Linked DNA regions of Homo sapiens: region 1 is linked to region 2. The links are chromatin loops, found by intact Hi-C in ENCODE. Cell type or tissue: endothelial cell of umbilical vein. All regions are shown on one strand. Each heading gives the region's core, and the rest is flanking DNA. Links, peaks and the distances in the headings are about the cores only.

The links. Peaks named below come from ENCODE experiments on the same cell type or tissue, not always from the same donor. Only the 100,000 strongest peaks of a DNase experiment are listed, where the experiment ranks them.
Region 1: a loop joins it to region 2, with 5 times the contacts of the local background. A loop is called at or near these places in 11 of 110 quality-filtered maps.

What each region holds. Positions count from the first base shown.
Region 1 is chr20:1,368,430-1,378,099 of GRCh38, forward strand. It overlaps FKBP1A (FKBP prolyl isomerase 1A), which reads right to left. Exons shown (of 5, transcript NM_000801.5): 3 at 7,062-7,174; 4 at 3,647-3,811; 5 at 549-1,643. The coding sequence ends at 3,683. The region is part of intron 2 of FKBP1A-SDCBP2 (FKBP1A-SDCBP2 readthrough (NMD candidate)); the gene reads right to left. It overlaps SDCBP2-AS1 (SDCBP2 antisense RNA 1), which reads left to right. Exons shown (of 3, transcript NR_040049.1): 2 at 4,649-4,749; 3 at 8,369-9,670. Among named protein-coding and RNA genes, the nearest start is that of MIR6869, 20 kb to the right of the region's middle. RefSeq lists an enhancer at 8,960-9,670. In endothelial cell of umbilical vein, for the core only: no CTCF peak of the experiment used is centred there; DNase peaks (open chromatin) are centred at 5,212, 6,142, 6,162 and 7,302; H3K27ac peaks cover 4,740 bases.
Region 2 is chr20:1,432,525-1,442,194 of GRCh38, forward strand. NSFL1C (NSFL1 cofactor) reads right to left here. Exons shown (of 9, transcript NM_016143.5): 9 at 9,642-9,670. Among named protein-coding and RNA genes, the nearest start is that of NSFL1C, 29 kb to the right of the region's middle. In endothelial cell of umbilical vein, for the core only: CTCF peaks have their summits at 4,962 (motif pointing left) and 7,689; DNase peaks (open chromatin) are centred at 2,567 and 4,937; H3K27ac peaks cover 1,047 bases.

The DNA of each region.
Region 1 (9,670 bases), core at 558-8,557, 65 kb before region 2:
GGGCAAAGTGTTCCTGGCACCCAGGGCAGGGTCCAGAGAAGCTACTGCAACCACGCAGCCTCTCCACAGGACTGTCTTTCTACATTAAATGTTACTGAGGAATACCAATTTAAAATCAGAGTCTTCTCTTCGTATCTCATTAATTTGCTTGCAGTTGCTTGTAGCACATCTCCAAGTGGACTGTGACTCACTTCTCAAAAATGTGTTGTATCTCCCACTTTTCTGTAACCCAAGAACCCCGAGCATAGTGCTCTACCCAGAACACATATTTAATAAACATTTGGTAACAGGGGAGGGGATGTTCCCTGACTATCCCAGCTTGCCCTTTCAGGCAGCTCCTTTGATGCAAACCTACCCCACATTCCCCCTCCTCTGACCCCCAACCCGTTAATAGCCAGTGAGGAAGGATGTTCACTGCTGCATTCTTCTGCCAAGACACAATCTTGAAACTGCATCCCCACTGCCACCCTCCTTCACCCTGCCCAACCCCATCCCCCTGCACCAAATGGCAGGGGAGGCACCTGAAAATAACCACCATGACACAGAGCTGAGAAAAGCCGGCATAAAGCACTTTTATTGCAATAATAAAACTTGAGACTCATAAATGGTGCTGGGGGAAGGGTGCAGCAACGATTTCTCACCAAATCACTACACAGGACAGCAAAGGGGTGAGAAGGGGCTGAGGGAGGAAAAGCCAGGAAACTGAGATCAGCAGAGGGAGCCAAGCATCAAAAAACAGGAGATGCTGAAGCTGCGATGACCAGCATCATTTTCTTAAGAGAACATTCAAGGATTTGTCATGATGGCTGGGCTTTCACTGGGTGTTAAGTCTACAAACAGCACCTTCAATTGAAACTGTCAATTAAAGTTCTTAAGATTTAGGAAGTGGTGGAGCTTGGAAAGTTATGAGATTACAAAATTCCTGAAAGTCCATTAGAAAAACCACAGGATGAAAAAAAAAAAAGGCCACAAAGAAGGCTTCAGAGGTCCCTGCTGGCCCAGGGACAGATACCTGTAGTGTCCAGCATTGCAGTGAACATGATCTACTTTCAAAGGCAGAGGGTTTAAGGGGAGGGTGGGTGGGAATGGTGGAGGCAAAGGCTCTCCCCATCCCCACCTCAGTTTTAGGTAGGGCTTTTAATTTAACCCAAAGACATCTCTCAACTTGGAGAGTAATTCAGTCCTCAACAGCGCCTCAAATCTGCTATGGCTTTGCAGCGCAGCAGCAAGAATGTTTAATATATAATAGATAAAAATTTCATCCAAAAAATTAAAATAAAATATTCTTGCAAACCCCCCCCCCAACACCAATTCCTATTCTAATGTTAACCTACCACTTGTGCTGTTAATACTTGACCATGTACTTAATTGGAAACCTATATCCAAAAGACTGAAACTGAATCTTCACCCCAAAATGAAAACAAAATAAAATGAATAACTTGAGGTTTATGGCATATAGTTTAGGTAAACACACATACGAGGAGAAAGGGGAAGAGGAAACAGAGGTGTCGGAAGCAAAGCTGAGTGACAGAACACATTCAGTCAGGGCAGATGTCTATACAAAGTGGAGTGGAACATCAGGAAAAGCTCCATATGGATTCATGTGCACATGTCTGGAGGCACCAGATCCCTCCATGGCAGATCTGTTGGGGACAGAAAATCTGTGAGTTTCCAGCAACTCAGTGTTCTTTGTGTGCAGTGGCGACAGCCACGATGCCATCTGCCACGCCAAATCCCTTCCCCAACAGCTGAGCAGTCTGAGACCAAGCCACTTCTGTTCCAGCTGGAGACAGCCAGAAAGACTTGGGCTGGGTCCCAGGTGAAACAAACTTTCTCCTTAAATTGATCTGTGTGTTTTGTTTAATCTAAGGTTAAGTTTGCCTTGCTGAGGACAGCAGGAGGGCTAGCCACCCATGCTGCTGACAATACAGTTCCCCACTATCATTGGGTCTCAAACTGTGCTACATATAGGCATCACCTGGGGGCTTTAAAAAACTCTTAATGCCTGGGTTCCACTCCCATGATTATGATTAACTGGTTTAGGGTTTGACCTGGGCATCAGGAAAGTCTTAAAAATTTCCCAGGTGACTCTCATGTGCAGTCCAGACTGAGAATAAACTGGTCATTCATAATGTTGAGTATACTGGGAAAATATCTCCAGTATTCATTCATTCACTCAACTTAAAACTTTCTGGGTTTGCCCTTGGATTTTCCTTCCAGACTCTTGCAAGAAGCTGAGACATTCTTTGGCAGTGGGTTGGGAGGGTTACTCGGGGTGACTTGTAGCCTTTATCCCTCTCTCCCCTCCCTCTACCTCATCAAGTTTACAGAAAGCCTGTTCCCAACCAGGAAAATAATTCCAAGGCTCCCTCGAGTACAGTTATGTTCAAAAAATGACTCAGCTCTCAAAGAACAGGAAAGGGATTTTGGCCTAGGTGCAGACCTCTGGGCAGACAAAGGCCCTGTAAAGTGCCAGGGATTCCCTCCCAGTAGCAATGACAGGTGAAGAAACCAGTTATCAAACTTAACCAGGCCTGTATTACCAAGGTGTGTGTGGTTCAAACAGAGAGTTTAAAAAGCCCCTCCACTTACAGATGTGCACAACAGGACCAGGTTACAAGTAGCTCTGACTGCCATCACAAATAGGATGGCAGCCATTTGTTGTGGCTTTCAAACAAAAGTGTCCTCACCCAGGCCTTGGCTGTGACCCTCTGGTTCCTATGGCAGGAGGGGAGCAAATAAAAAGGTCTGGGGCCAGTTGGAAGGAAGCCAGTAGCATTCATGTACTTAATGATTCTAACACTTACATGAAAAGTTACGTGCTACTAGGATACTGAGTTTAGTTCCTAAGAAATGAGGGTGGAAGAGGGGAAAATCAACAAACAGGGGCTCTGGTCCTACTTTGCCACTGCCTGGATGTGACCTTGAGTAAGGCCTTTCTCTCTGGCCCTGTTTCCTTACTGTTGCACAATAAAGCTGATGCAGAGGCCCCTAAGATCCCTTCCTAGAACTGTCTGATCTAAGAGCATCCTTTCAACTTCACAAGCATCCTCTGGCTTCATTTTTCCACTTCACTCACTGATAAGCTGGCCTGGGGGCCTCAAGTGTCCTGGGTGTGGACCCTGAGCAGGTGGACCGATGCAGGAATGCCTCCCTCATACCATCTAATAGGCAGTAACCACAAACCACAGTGAAGAGAGAGCCGCAGAAGCTAGGACATGATATTCATATCCAAAGGGCTTTTTTTTTCCCCCTCTAGCTTCTAGAAACACAGGGTAGAACAAAGTCATTCATTAAGAGTCTTATTTCCAAAGAACTAAAATGTTGGCACTACAAATTTGGCCTACATTTCCATAGTCCTCAATTCAGTTTTAATTTATAAACTACATAGAAAAACATTTAAACAGCTGCCATCTCCATGAGTTGAACTGGGAACATACACATGCCAATTCCTTTCCTTAGGGTGACCAATTTTTACATTCAAAGCATACACTAATAACACTGAAAGGATACTCAATACAGAAAGAATGCAGGGGGAAAAATAGCCTTGTGGTGTTTTTTGTTCTCTCTGCTACCCATCAAACGCTGGGCATAACATGGGAGGAGCAAAGGCAGTGAAGGGCCCTTCAGTATTCCATTTCCTTACCCAAGAACAGGGAGCTAAGGGAGGAGGCCATTCCTGTCATTCCAGTTTTAGAAGCTCCACATCGAAGACGAGAGTGGCATGTGGTGGGATGATGCCTGGGTGCCCAGTGGCACCATAGGCATAATCTGGAGATATAGTCAGTTTGGCTCTCTGACCCACACTCATCTGTGAAAAGAACAAGGAAGACAGACTCAGCTGGACACATGCCCCAACTGTCTCTGTAAGAAAAAGAGCTGTTTACCTAGGTGTTCCTTGGCCAGGATGGTATTGACTTTCCAGTGACTTTGCAGCTGCCCAGGCATCACCACCTCCTTGTGCAGGACTTGGAGGTTGGCAGTCATATTCCATCACCCCTGCATCTCACTCCAAGAAGCCCAATGGCAGTTCAAAACCCCTCCTGACTCTCAGAACGGTCAGGCCCTCAACCTTTCTACGCAAGTCTTAATGACTAATGCTAGGCAGGTAACATTCCAGATGTCTCACCACCTAGTCCCCTTCAGTGATCTGTCACTTAAAGGACATGTTAAGTGCCATCTATGCTCTTCTTGAAAAAGGAATACTCAACTTTGCTTTAAAAAAATATATACACAGGAAGTAATACTTGAGGGTAGTCTATTTTTTCTGTATTTTTTCTATTTATACTCTTTTACCCATATAGGAAAACTTCAAAAAAGACAATATGATTTTCTGGGCTACAAAATAGCATTTACTGAATACCATTTGTGAAAATATTGATATGCCTACAACAGAAAACATCTTTGGAAGGACATACCAGACATTTGCTGTGAGGAGAACAGTATGGATAGTGAGTGACCAGTAAGGAGAGATTTCTACTTTAAAAAATATATTTGTGTATATTTTCAGTTTCAAATTAAATACACAAATAAGTATAAAATATCTACTTTCTGAACAGTGAGCAGGTTCTCTGCAGTATTTCCATCCTTTGACTTATCTCTGCTTTTGGTCTCCATGTGTATGTTCCCGACTTTCCAACTCCACCAGACAGAGGATGAATAAAGAGGAAGCTCCAGGCTGTGAAGCGTCTAGTCCTTGCTCCCCTCAGAAGCTGGGACATGTTGGACCAAGGTGGTAAGGATAGTGAGGTATGGCTTTACCTTGTACAATTCAAAACAATCATATTCCTTGACTCAGCAATTCTATTTCCAGAATATTCTGCTAACAACTCAAAAGTCCATCACAGAAGGAGTGGTTTCATAGGCATATCCACACCAGGGATTAGTCATGAGAAATCATATAGTGGTGGCTTTAAATGTATTAACATGAAAAGATGTCCAAGATGGATGAAAGAAAGCTGCCAAAATGGTCCTTGTGGCAGGCAGGACTCCACGCCTGCAAACATGTAAAACCAAAACAATATCAAAAGGAAAGGAAAAGGGTCACAAGTCAATCTCCCCTTCTTCCTGTGTTTTTAACTCACTTGGTGAAAAAATATGCTATGAAGAATTTAAAAGATATTTTATGTAGATCTCAAACTACCCAGACTTCTCACAAATGACAGGGCTGTGACTGACCCCAAAATACCAGTTAAAGGGGGAGTCAGGCATCTGTCCAATACTCGACCATGCCTCTCCAAGCCTGGGAAGTGAAGTAGGCCGATAACACTATCTCGATGGCAGATACAGCACTCAGTACATACAACGCAGTGATTGTTCCAATGCTGGAGCAGTCACAGAAGATGGGTTGTGGTATGAACAATGGCTGGCATGAAAGATGGGGGATGGGCTACAGATCCAAGAGCCAGACAGACTAGGGAGACAGAGGCAAAAAGCTATGGTTGGCAAGGTTTCCCAAGGGAAGTAAACTACAAAGCCTCTTCCTCACACTGCCAACCCTCTGCCCTGCAGGAACAGAAACCCAGACACCTGGGAGTGGGATGGCTTCAAGTTCCTGAAAGTTGAGCAGTTTATTTGGAGATAAATCAGTGATATTTTATAGAGGAAGTAGAGCAATGTGTATTCTGGAAAAGAGAGAGACAGAAATCTGTCTTTTCATCTTGGTTAAATTTCTAATTCTCCTGGGTGAGAGGGAAGCAGACTAATTACCCATCATGCAGAGCCTAATTATAAAGTTCCTTGGGTCTCAGGTCACTGAAAAACATCCCTTTACCTGGTTAGAGCCAAGAAAAAATTCCTAGGTTTGATGGAAAGACAGAATCCAACTAAAATTTGGCAACCCTGGGTCCCTATTGTCTCCTGGGAATTTTGTAGTGTTGGCAGAACAAAAGCTGTTTCCACAAATGGGGAGGAAAGAGATTAGGAAACACACTCAAGACAAACGAAATGACTTTCTCCATAAGTATGACGTCTCAGAAGTGGTCTCACACAATATGGGTAATAGATAAATACAAATTAAAACCACTGATATCATGTTTTACTCTTATTGTCCAGAGGCCAAAGATTTAACAATATACTGTGATGCTGGGGCTGGGAGGAGATTGCACCTTTATAGCCTGGTGGTGGCAGTCCAGAGTGCAACCCCTAGAGATGGTAACTTGACAAGACCTCTCAAAAACACTACACACAGCTTTTGAGCCCCTCATCCCACTTCTGAGAGTAAGTCCTATGGCAACATGTGCACACGTGGAAAATGAAGTCTGTACAAGGTGAGTTACTGCAGCATTGTTTATAATAGCAAAATACTGGAAATGACTCAAATACTCATTAATAGGGCACTAGCCAAGTAAATTATAGCACACTTACATAAACGAATACTAGGCAGCTGTAACAGAGCTTACTCCTCATTTTTTCTTTCTTTTTTGAAATGGAGTTTCGCTCTCGTCATCCAGGCTGGAGCGCAATGGCACAATCTTGGCTCACTACAACCTCCGCCTGCTGGGTTCAAGTGATTCTCCTGCCTCGGCCTCCCAAGTAGCTGGGATTACAGGCACCTGCCACCACGCCCGGCTAATTTTTGTATTTTTAATGGAGATGGGGTTTCGCCATGTTGGCCAGGCTGGTCTCGAACTCCGGACCTCAGGTGATCCATCCATCTTGGCCTCCCAAAGTGCTGGGATTACAGGAACTCCTGACCTCAGGTGATCCACCCATCTTGGCCTCCCAAAGTGCTGGAATTACAGGCATGAGCCACCGCGCCCAGCCTACTCCTCTTTTATGTAGTGGTATTGCAAGTGTCAAAAATGCATTAAGTGAAAAAGTAAACTGCAAAACAGTATGTGTGTGAAAGCAAGAAAAAAGTTATGTTTTTATATGTGCTTAAACCACAGTACAAGAAACATTAACAACAGGAGCTTCTTGTGGGGGTATTGGTCAGATGGGATGGCATGAGGGTGAGACTTTTCACTTTTTTTATTTTTGAACCGTATAAATATGCCACCTATAAAAAAATATAAAAGGTAAATACTAGAAAGCAAAACAAAACAAATGAGAGAGCATACCTGGGCAACCCCTTCTTCCCAGCCTCGGATCACCTCCTGCTTGCCTAGCATAAACTTAAAGGGCTTGTTTCTGTCCCGGGAGGAATCAAATTTCTTTCCATCTTCAAGCATCCCTGTGAAAAAGACGACTGTAACATGAGCAGCAGAGTAATGACACAAGACAAGTCAGAAACCAGCAGCAGAGCACTCATCAGAGATGCCAGTGCTGAAGAGTCTGGCAGGAACTGCAGTATCTAGGGAGGGTTTCCTGTGACCTCACTGGACATCTAAGGAGTTGCGACAGTCCTACTCCAGACCTGTGAATGCTCTTCCCTGACTCCAAGCAATAACTCGACTACAAAAGGACCCCGCGTACCAGAGATGAGCGGCAGTCCACCTTCTTCTGGAGATGGGGAGTATAAACTTCCTCCTGCCCTGACTCTCCCAGCACCCCGTGGATTTTCTCCCCAGCTAAAAATAACTGTGGTCCCTCGAGGTGCACACTATGTCTAGAAGTCACACACAGTGCAAGAAGCAATATTCCTTCCCAAAATCCCCCATCATCTTTCACATATAATGTGTGTATATATTGCTCCTCCATTGTTCAGTGCAGGCAAATCCCCCTCCACCATCTGCCACCCCCATGGGCTCCTCTGTGGTTCACTAATTGTGACCTACACACATTGCTGCTCTCCAGGCTGTGGGTCAGCACTATGGGATGTGGTAAGAGGAAGCTATAAGGCAAGCTTTCACCCTCATTCTAGTGCCAAGTGTCTCACACCAACAGGGAACCTGGGGCGTAAAGCTGGCCCCTTGTAGGCTGGTTCCTGAGTTGTCATAATTTTCCTGGGAAAGTAAAAACCAACCTAGGCTGAAATAGAGAAATGAAAGAAAGAATTTGTGCAGCATTCATCCCACTTATTTTATCCAATGCTGCCCCACAAAACAACCCATGCTCATTTTTGCACAGCTAATACTTTGTAACAGAGATGACTGAAGAGAACAGGAATACTAAGGAGGTTGCAGTGGTGGCCCTTCAAGAATTAACTCAGTAAACCCAGCCAACTGCTAGCAACTCTGTGGCCAGTGGTTCCACTCTGAGTTACTCTAAATGGGCTAGGTGCTTTCCACACATGAACGAATGCAATTCTTTCTCCACAGCACTATCCCCATTTCACAGATGAAGAAACTGAGGCAGACAGGGAGAAGTGAAAATAGTAAATAGTAAAATTTACTATTATAAAAATAGTAAATTTATAATTTAGTAAAATAGTAAAACTACGTTATAAATTATAAACCCAAATACCATGCTCTTTCTATTATTCCAGTTTCCCAGAAGCTGGACAAGCCACGACGGCGCCTTCCAATAAAAGGGGAACTCCAGAGACGCTATGAGAAAAGAGGAACAGACATCTGCAATAGATATCTGCAACTTCCTTTTCAAAAACACCATCGGCATTGCTTTCTCAGGAAGCCACTGCCAGCCTATTGTGATAGCTGACACTGAGTTCCTGAGAATTCTCTAATTAGGATCCCAGATTGGAGGGTCAGCCAGTGGTTAACATATAATGGACACAAAACTGATTTTACTGGAAGACTGAGGGTGGGCACTCACCATGGTTCTAAGCATTCATTACTCAGAAGATCCATAAAAACATTACAGTTCTGTTGTGTAAGAGTTTAGGAAAAAAAGAAAATCCTGACAAAAATCCCAACCTAAAAAACAGTGTCAACATTTGTAAGTAGGATGGGGAGGCAGAGATGAATTGGCAGTGTTATCACAGCTACTGGACTATGTGGACTTTAACAAAGTAAGAAACGGGTGGGGGTTGGGTGGTGGTATCTTAATAGAGCAGGAGTAGAGACGGATGTCCTGGGGCAGAATGGGTACCAATGCTGCCTGAAGCCTGGAGCTGGGAGCTGAGGACTAAGAGGTAGACAGGAGGGTGGGGACCGGTACCTGCTCCAAGGAACTGGTGCCCCAGAACTGGTGAGCTGGGGTATGCATTTAGCTCATTCGTTTACCAGAATGCAGTCACCACCTGATGAAAGAAATGACTAATGGCAGGACTTGAACAGTTCTCTATAAATGAGTACCTGGGAGAAAAACAGGTCTCCAGGCTCCACAATACCCAATAAACACACTGCCTTTAGCCCACTTCAAGCTGCACTTCTTACATGGAACCCAACCCAACCAACCTCAGAGGTAAGGGTGAGAGCAGGCAATGAACAGCTATGATTCTCCATTCCCTGGCCAGGCAGGGAGCCTTTCCATCCACCCTCGTGAGACTGCTTGTAACAGAAATAAGGAAACCGACTCCAAGGCTCAGTAACCCACCCAAGGTCAGAACCACGGAGTGGCAGGGCCTGTGAGCCACAAAGGAGACTGAAAACCAGAAAGAGCTTCTCTCTGGTCTGTTATTTTAAGAAAAACATGCCCAGAGGGGCCACCTGGAAGCAAGGCTGTGTGGCACCCTCACCTTCCTAATTAAACAACAACTTCCCAGGAGCAACGACAGCAACAACAGCCTGGCCCAGCAGATGAACTCGAATCAATCCAAGCCCTTCCCCTATACGGGTCAGTTTGGGCACTACTTTACCTGCTGTGAAGTCTACTGGGATCTTCCAGG
Region 2 (9,670 bases), core at 969-8,968:
TAGAATTATTTCATCTTCAAATAGAGATAACTTTACTGCTTCCTTTCCAGTTTGGAGGCTGTTTATTGCTTTTTCTTGCCTAACTGCTCTGGCTAGGACTTCCAGTACAATATTTAATAGTAGTGGTAAAAATGGGCATTCTTGTCTTGTTCCTGCTCAGTGGGGAAGCTTCTGCTCTTTTACCATTGAGTATAATGTGAGTTGTGGGTTTTGTGTAAGTGACCTTTATCATGTTAAGGAAGTTCTCTGTATTCTGATTTGTTGGTGAGTGTTTGTATCCTGAAAGTGTTTGAAGTGTTGAATTTTGTTGCATGCATTTAATGTATCTATTGTGATATCATTTCCCTCTTTACAGAGTTGTGTTACATTGATGGATTTTTTTTTTTCTTATGTTGAGCCACCCTTGCATTTCTGGGAGAAATCCCACTTGGTCATGATCTATAATCCTTTGAATGTGCTACTGGATTTGGTTTGCTATTTTGTTGAGGATTTTTTGAGTCTATATTCATAAGATATACCGGACAGTCGTTTTGTCTGCCTTTGATATCAAGGTAACGGTGGACTCATAGAATCATACCTTTGATATCAAGGTAACGGTGGACTCATAGATATTCTGCATTTATATTTTTGTAATCACAATTTGTAAAGAATTCTCAAAATCCAACAGTAAGAAAACAAATAATCCAATAAACAAAAAGGCAAGGACTCTTTTTTTTTTTTTTTTTGGAGACGGAGTCTTGCACTCTCACCTAGGCTGGAGTGCAGTGGCACCATCTCGCCTCACTGCAAGCTCCGCCTCCTGGGTTCACGCCATTCTCCTGCCTCAGCCCTCCAAGTAGCTGGGACTACAGGCACCCGCCACCACGCCCGGCTAATTTTTTGTATTTTTAGTAGAGACGGGTTTTCACCATGTTAGCCAGGATGGTCTCGATCTCCTGACCTTGTGATCTGCCCACCTCAGCTTCCCAAAGTGCTGGGATTACAGGCATGAGCCACCATGCCTGGCCGGCAAGGACTCTTAAAAATGCTTTATCAAAAAGGATTTATGGGTGGCAAATGGCATATGAAAAGATGTTCAGCATCATTAGCATCACAAGACATGCTAATGTCAAAACCATGACAAGAGATAACTACACACCTATTAAAATGACTAAAATAAAAATGCTGACAATACCAAGTGTTGGTGAAGCTAAGTAGCACCCAAAAATCTCATATATTGCTGACAGGAATGTGCAGTGCAACAGCCACTCTGGGAAATGATTTGACAGTTTTAAATAAAGTTAAACATACACTTACCATATAACCCAGCCACCCCAGACCCTAGACATCTCTAGAGTATTCACCCTAGAGCAGAGGTCCCCAAAACCTAGGTCATGAACCAGTATCAGTCCATGGCCTGTTAGGAACCAGCCGCACAGAGGAGGTGAGAGGCTGGTGAGTGAGCAAAGCTTTATCTATATTTATAGCCTTGCCCCACTGCTTGCCACCTGAACTCCACCTCCTGTCAGATCAGATCAGCAGCAGCATTAGATTCTCATAGAAGTGCAAACCCTATTGTGAACTGTGCATGTAGGGGATCTAGACTGTGTGCTTCTCATGAGAATCTAATGCCTGATGATCTGTCGCTGTCTCCCAACACCCCAAGATGGGACCATCCAGTTGCAGGAAAACAAGCTCAGGGCTCCCACTGATTCTACATTACGGTGAATTGTATAATTATTTCATTATATATTACAATGTAATAACAATAGAAATAAAATGCACAATAAATGTAAATGTGCTTGAATCATCCCGAAACCATCCGCCCTACTCCCTAAGTCTGTGGAAAAATTGTCTTCCACGAAACCTGTCCCTGATGCCAAAAAGATTGGGGACTGCTGCCCTAGAGAAAGGAAAATTTTGTTCACAGAAAAACCTGTACATGAATGTTTATAGCAGCTCTATTTCTAATTGCCCCAAACTGGCAACAACCCAAATATCCTCTAATGGTTGAACAGATAGACAGATTGTTGCACATTCATATCATGGACTATTACTTGGCAATGAAAAAACAATGAACTTTCCATAAGCACAACATATGAAAATTGTTCCTCCAGATGAATCTCAGAGGAATTATGCTAAGAGGCCAGTCTCCAAAGGTTAAATGCTGTATGCTTCCATTTACATGATGTTCTGGAAAAGACAAAACCACAATGATGAAGAAGAGATCAGTGGCTGTCAGGGATTGGGTTTGAGGGGTAGTGTGACTATCAAGGCATTGCATGAGGGAGGTTCTGGGATGATGGAATTGTTTTGTGTCCTGATTGTAGTGGTGGTTACATGAATCTATACGTGTGCTGAAATCTGTATAATTATATACAACATAGTTAATTTTACTGTATGATAATTTTAAAAATTAAATGAATTAGAAAATGGTTAACAGTTAATACTCACTCATATGGCCAAATGTATAACAACTCTTATGAGGCAGCAGTCTGGCAGAACTTATTTTCTGGTCACAACCCTGCTGACCAAAACAGGATGTGGTCTACACAAAGTGAAGAAACCGCAGGAACCAGCAGATGGTGAGGAAAGTGATCCCTAGCTGCCCTCATTGCTCATTAGCATATGACACTCCCACAAGCACCATGACAGTTTACAAATGTCATGGTAATTACCTGGAAGTTACCACCCCTTTCCTAGGAAGTTCTAAATAACCTGTCCCTCAGTTTGCATTGGCTTGCCCCTTAATTTGCATGTAATTAAAAATGGGTTTATGTGAGTATACAGTTGCCAGGAGCCCATATGTTGCTGACTGAAGTGCACTGCCTAGGAGTTATCCTTGCTCTACAAAGAGCAGTACTGTTCAACAAAAGATTGCCAATTCCACTGGCTTGTCCTTAAAAGCTAAGGACCCTTCTGGGATAAGCACCAATTTTGGGGCTCACCTATTCTGTATCAGTTATACTGACATACCCATTTTGCAGATGAAGAAAAGGAGGCCCAGAGGGGCTGTTGGGTTGCCCAGGGTCTCAGAGCTAATAAATGGCAGAGCTGAGAACCTGATTTGGGCAGTTTGCCCTCATGGTCATTATTCAAAATCTCTTCATTAACTGACTCAACTGGGGGGCACAAGGCCAAATTTTTCTGAGTTTTCAGGTAGCTGGTGATTGTTTTTGTTTAAGTCTCCTAGGATTTTTTTTTTTTTTTTACAAATTACATGTTTTTGTAATTTGTTACATGCTGTAATAAGAACTTTAAAAAAAGTAGATTTACAACAGCTGAATTTCCTAAAATACAGGGTGCTTGATCATAAGACTCTTCAAGAAAAAGATATTTTAGAACACTAATAAATACAATGCGAAAAAACTGTATTCTTATCTGGGTCCTTCTATCAGTGAAGCCAAAAGAGCTATTACAAGACAACTTAAAACTCATTCCAAAGATGAAGGCAGTTGTCTGTACAATGCAGTGCATCCCAGGCATCTCCAAAAGACAGTAATGAGAATCCAACCCGACAGTGAAGGGAGCCATGCCCATCAGGGAAGTTGGTGCAATTGGAAGGAAGGAAGGAAAGAAGAGGTGATCCAATCAGCATATTTTTTCTTTGAGAACATGAATAACAATATTCATCAATTTCTCATACCCACAAAAATGTTCTAAAAAAAACAGAGAAAGCAAGTTAGAAAATCCGCAACCATAGCAAGCAGTATCCTAAAGAAACATAATTATGTGCTCACATACCTGAAAAATGAACAGGTTATATTATATAGATTTTACCAACTCATCAAAGATTGGCCACATACGATGAAGACTTTGAATACCATCCTGAAGTAGGAATAACTAAAATTTGCATAGATGTTATGATCAGATCATTATGAATAAGATGCTAGTATTCATCATTCCAGGAAACCCTAAGCTGGAAACATTCAACATTCAAGCCTAAGTTGGATATTATTCAACACTTTATGCACAAGTAAATGTTAAGGGAGGCAATATGCAGAGTGATTAAGAGTACAAGCTCCGAAATAAACATACTAAGGTCAAATTTATCGCCAGGCACGGTGGCTCACACCTGTAATCCCGGCACTCTGGGAGGCCGAGGTGGGCGGATCACCTGAGGTCGGGAGTTTGAGACTAGCTTGGGCAACATGGCAAAACCCCATCTCTACTAAAAAATACAAAAATCAGCTGGGTGTGGTGGCACATGCCTGTAATCCCAACTACTCAGGAGGCTGAGGCTGGAGAACTGCCTGAACCTGGGAGATGGAGGTTGCAGTGAGCTGAGATCATGACACTGCACTCCAGCCTGGGTGACAGAATAAGACTCCGTCTCAAAAAAAAAAAAAAAAAAAAAAGAAAAAACTAAGGTAAATTTATCATAAAATTGTGGACTTGCACATGCTGGCTAGGTGGAATAGGCATGTTGCTTAACCTCTCTCACCCTCATATCTAAAATAGAATTAAAAATGGTACCTGTCTTATAGGGCTTGCCTGAGGATTAAATGGGATGATTCATGAGAAATATGTAGTTAATAATGTGGTACAGAAAAATACTCAATAAATAGTATTCATGGGCTGGGCGCGGTTGCTCATGCCTGTAATTTCAGCACTTTGGGGGGCTGAGGCGGGTGGACTACCTGAGGTCAGGACTTTGAGACCAGGCTGGCCAACATGGTGAAACCCCCTCTCTATTAAAAATACAAAAATTAGCTGGGCGTGGTGGTGCGTGCTTGTAATCTTAGCTACTTGGGAGGCTGAGGCAGAAGAATCTCTTGAGTCCAGGAGGCAGAGGTTGCAGTGAGCCAAGATCGCACCACTGCCCTCCAGCCTGTGCAACAGAGTGAGACTCTGTCTCAAACAACAACAACAACAACAACAAAACAACAACAACAACAACTGGTATTAATGCAAACAAAACCACACTGTGAATCCACTGCTCACTTACCTGACAGGCAAATGCTCACAGCGCACCCTGCTGGCGAATCTGTGGGAAAACAGGCTCTCAAGTCCACTGCGGGTGCAAGAGTAAATAGCACTTACACATCTGGGAATTTACTCTTTACACATTTGCATATACAAGCTTTGCCACTGTAGTACTGTTTGTAACAGCAAAACCCAGGAGACACCCACATGTCCTTCACAACAAATGACCTCCAAAATCTACTGTTAAATGGAAAAAGATGTAGATAGTGGTGGGCAGGCTGACACACTTGTGAATAAGAATCGCTGCAGATCTATTGGATCTAAGATGCCAGGAGTGACAAAGCCACCATTAATTTATATGCCACTAAGAAAGACCATTGCTGATTAAATTGGCACAATGCTTAGAATTTTATATTTGAGAACTCATTTAGACTTATTTAGACATGAATTTATATCATATCAACTTTGGGCACAAATAAAAAGGAAACATATAGACAAAATAAATATGTTAAGGTATTAGGTGACACCAGGACTGCCTTCTTGTATGATGCATTCTGATTTCAGAGTTGCTAAAATATGGGAAACAATGGATGCCTCAGAATAGACAGAGAGTATCGGCTTGTATTTAGGAACTCTGCAAGGACAACTAAGAAACTTATAGTGGGGAGGGAGGGAGGGAGGGGAAATTGGGCAAATGGCATGGATAAGAAGGGAGGTATCTAAGACATTTTTTGGCACCATGTAAATATATTACCTATTTAAAAGTAATTTTTTTTAAAAAGGCCATTCCCAGGTCATAGTCAAGATTTTGAACTTCATTTAGAAGTACAGCTTCTTCCCTCTCTCAGGGGCAGGGTCGCAGGGGACATGGGGAAGGGCCTGCTGGTTTCCTGTGGCCGGTGCAGATGCTCTGGGCTTCCCTCTAGGGTGCACTTGTTGGTTCTTCAGATCTTGGTTCACTTCCCTTGAGGAAGCCAATAGATTCTCTAGCTGGCTGCTTGTAACTCCTCCCTCAGTCCTGCAACCCAAGGTCTATCTTGCACTAAGGTCCCTCTGTCCTTCCAGAGCAAGACCCAGGACAGTCCAGTCTGGCTGCCTCATGGGTCCACATTTGGCTGATGGGACTTATAGCACAAGCTCCTTCACACCAAGTTCTCTTTGCTTCATCAGCCTCTTGCTTTCAAGATTGCTCAGGTGTGAGGTGGGTGCCTGGCACCTTCGTCATCTCCAAGCTCTTGAGTGGTCTCCTTGAGACACCAATCCCTAGGCTGAGGGAGAAGGAAAGCTCCCCCTTCCCCTGTGCACTCAAAGCCCTCCAGTAACTTCCTTTAAAGAAAACTCTTCTCAGAGCTCCAACTTGAACCTTTAACGTCTTTGGTGTGGGAAAGAGGCAAGGAGACACACAGCTAGTTTTTGACCATGTCTTTGAAAGCCCTGTGTGTGGACAGCAATTCATCCTGGGAGGTGGAGTAGCTAGGCCCCCTATTGCCTTGGGAACCCAGCCAAATTGGGATGGAAATAATTCCATCTTAGTATATTGTCACATGGATGATCAAACTAAGGAACCTGCCGAGGCCACACAGCTAGTACCCAGCAGGCTGACTCCTAAGCCTGAGCTTTTCCTGCTGCAGGTGGTTCACCCAGAGCTGACTTAAAATAAGCTCATGGTACAGAGGCCAGGCCAGGAGGATGGAGTTAGATGGCCCTTGGTTCAAACTCAGTTGTCATTTATTAGTAGTGTGTCCTTGACTGCTTTCTCCTCTCTGATTCTCCGATCATTTAACCAATAGACGTTTAATGGCCAGGTTGTCTACCACGTGCAAGGCACTCAATTTCATTCTCTGTAAAGATGTGAATAATAAAAGCACCTGTTTCACAGGAGTGTTGAGAATTAATGAGATCATGCTCAAGTGTTTGACAGCGCCCGGCACATGGTAAGGGCTACACAGCAGCACCTATTGTCATTCATAAAGTTCCTCCTATGCGTCAAGGGCTTCACAGACATCTTTAATCCCCATAGTCTAAGAGGTAGGAACTACCATTATCCCTGTTTTCTGAATGAGGAAGCCAAGGCTCAGAGAAGCTTAGGTGACTTGTCTAAGGTCATGCCTGGTATAAGATGGAACCTAAGTTCAAAGCCTGCCCCAAGCCTCCACATGCCCTCTGAGTTTGTCTCTTGAGGAAGGACAACTTTTTTGCCTTTTCGTCAGAGAACCAACCTTTAATCACCCTTCACAACCCAGTTCAAGGGTGTCCGCTTCCGTTTTCCCTGTCCCTCCCTGCCCGACCCAATCGTCCCTCCTGCCACTGCCTTTGTGCCTGCCTTTTTCACAGCAGTAGAGCCTCGGGGTCAAGGGCTGTGGCTCTGCGTTCAGGTAGTTGGGGATTCAAATGCCTCTTACTCCGTGTGTGGCTTCAGGCAAGTCCCATCACCGCTCTAAGCCTCAGTAACTTCTTCCATAGTGGGCTAACCATGGTACCCTTGGGTTGTTAAGGCACAAACGGCCTGGCACAAAGTGAGTGCTCAAATGATGGCAGCTGCTATTACGATTAGTAGTAGCAAGTCCTAGTCCTGGCATTGAGGTTCTCAGTTGCTCAACACGGAGGGTAACTGGCCCTTAATAAACCTCTTGGTCCAGCTGAGACAGGGCAAGAAGGGACTGGGGACATTCCTGTCACACCCGCTTCCTACCCCAGACACATCTTCTTAGCACCTGTTGCAGGAACACCCTGTGGCTCTAGGTGCCCTTTAGGACGCCCCCTCATGGCTGAGAACCTGCTTTGGGAGGAGGGACTGCAGTTCCCAAGCAGGCACCACATGGGGGTGCTTTAAAAGCCTTCTTGCCTTCCATCCTTTTAGATAAGGTCTGGTCTCCATTTCACAGGTTCATCCAAGCACGCACTTGTTGAGGATCTACTATGCGTCAGACACCATGCCACCTGCTCCGGATACAAGAGTGAGGAACAGGCATTTCTGCCCTCATGGAGTTTATAAGCTAGTGGGGGGACCAAGGAAACAAGCACGTTAATAAATAGAGTACATATTAGATGGAGCAGAGAGAAGAAAAATGAAGCAGGTCAAAGGGATGGAGGGTGGTGGGAAGGGGCCAGGGCCTATGGGGCTCTGCAGGTCTTAGAAGTTTCCAGGGGTAATGGAAAGCTCCCAAGGACGTTAAAGGATGGGAGTGGCAGGCTGTGGTTAATGGTGCCAAAGAAGCCCTTTGCCTGGGTGGGGCAAGGGCAGAAGCTGGGGGACTGATGAGATTCTGCAGTCATAGGTGAGTGACTACGGAGGCTGGCCCAGATGATCGTAGGGGAGGGGTGACCAGGGGCACCCAGAGGATTGCTGATGGACTGGACATGGCATGAGATGAGGCCACCGAAACAGAGAGGCACAGTCACAGTGCAGGAGCTCAGACTGGGACCTGGGTCAGATGCTACAAGTCAAAAAGTGTTTTCTACTCTGCTTCCCTGTCCTGGCCTGGGAAGAGTGTGGCCTGGAAGAGGGGGACTGGGATCCCCAGCCACACACCCTCAACACAGGAGCCCAACGCCCATTTAAAGAAGGAAGGCCTTTTATTTGGGCCTGGGAATCAGGAGTTGGCAGTTCTCTCTGAAATGCTGGGAGTTAGGAGACAGGGAGCAGCAGGGAACCCTTATTTCTGTACCAGCTGCTTCCCCTGAATGAGCTCTAAGTCATCTTTAAGCTCCTGGCAGGGAAGGGCATGCTTTGTCCTATGGATGGGTATGAAAAGGGCCGCTGCCCCTCTGGAAGACACTTTGGAACGCCATTAAAGCCATGCCTAGCTCTTGACCACATGCCTGCTTCTTCCCTGGCCTTCTACTGAGGAAGCAGCCGGATCTGTGCAAGACTCTACCTACAGGGTTGCTGGGCATGATTGTTAACAAGATCAAACAACCCACATCCCACAGCAAAGACTAGTTAAAACTGCACTTTTAGAAAGGGCATCATGACAATTACTTTGCCTATTTTTCATTTTGATGAGTTTTGGGTATCTATCAAGGCATATCCAATGAACTGACATGCATCCTTGTCCTGGCCCATTTAATGCCAGGAGGTTCTCTTACCAACCAGTTTTTGGGGAGATCCAAAATGCCCCAGTTGAGAACTGAATTCAGAAGCCCCGGAACCAGTGGCTGAGTATCCTTTTTCTTCTAAACCTGTGAAAACCTATCTGGGTGGATGGGCCTTTCCATCTGGACTGCCCAAAACAGAAAACTAGGGCTGGGAACATCCTTCCCCAGCCTGGAACCAGACCAGTGTGATCCCTGGTCCAAGGTCAGAGGGACTGTCTCTCAACTGTGGTGGCTGCATCAACAATATAGGTAAGAGTTAGATCACCTGCCTCGCTTACTTCCCAGAGGTGCTGGGGGCCCTGTGCAAACTACCGTAGATGATACAGGTTTTAAGTGGGTGTTTTTACAATCTCTTCTGCAATATACTAATTAATTAAGCAGACACTGTGAGAAGGAGGTAGGGGGAGGTCAAGTGTATGTATATGGGCCTGGCAGTTAGGGATGGAGTGTATACTGCACTCCATGGTGGCTGAACGTGGGCTCTGGATGGGAAGAGGCAGTACCTTACCACTTACTAGCAGTGTGACTGGGGCTCAAGGTTTTGCACTGTAAAGTGGGACCTTTGTGAAGCACTTAAGTACTTCTGCTGGCTGCTGTAGTTTCCGTCAAAGCAACCCATTAGAAAGTACAAAACTCCATTGTCCTCATTCTGGTTTTTAATGGTCAA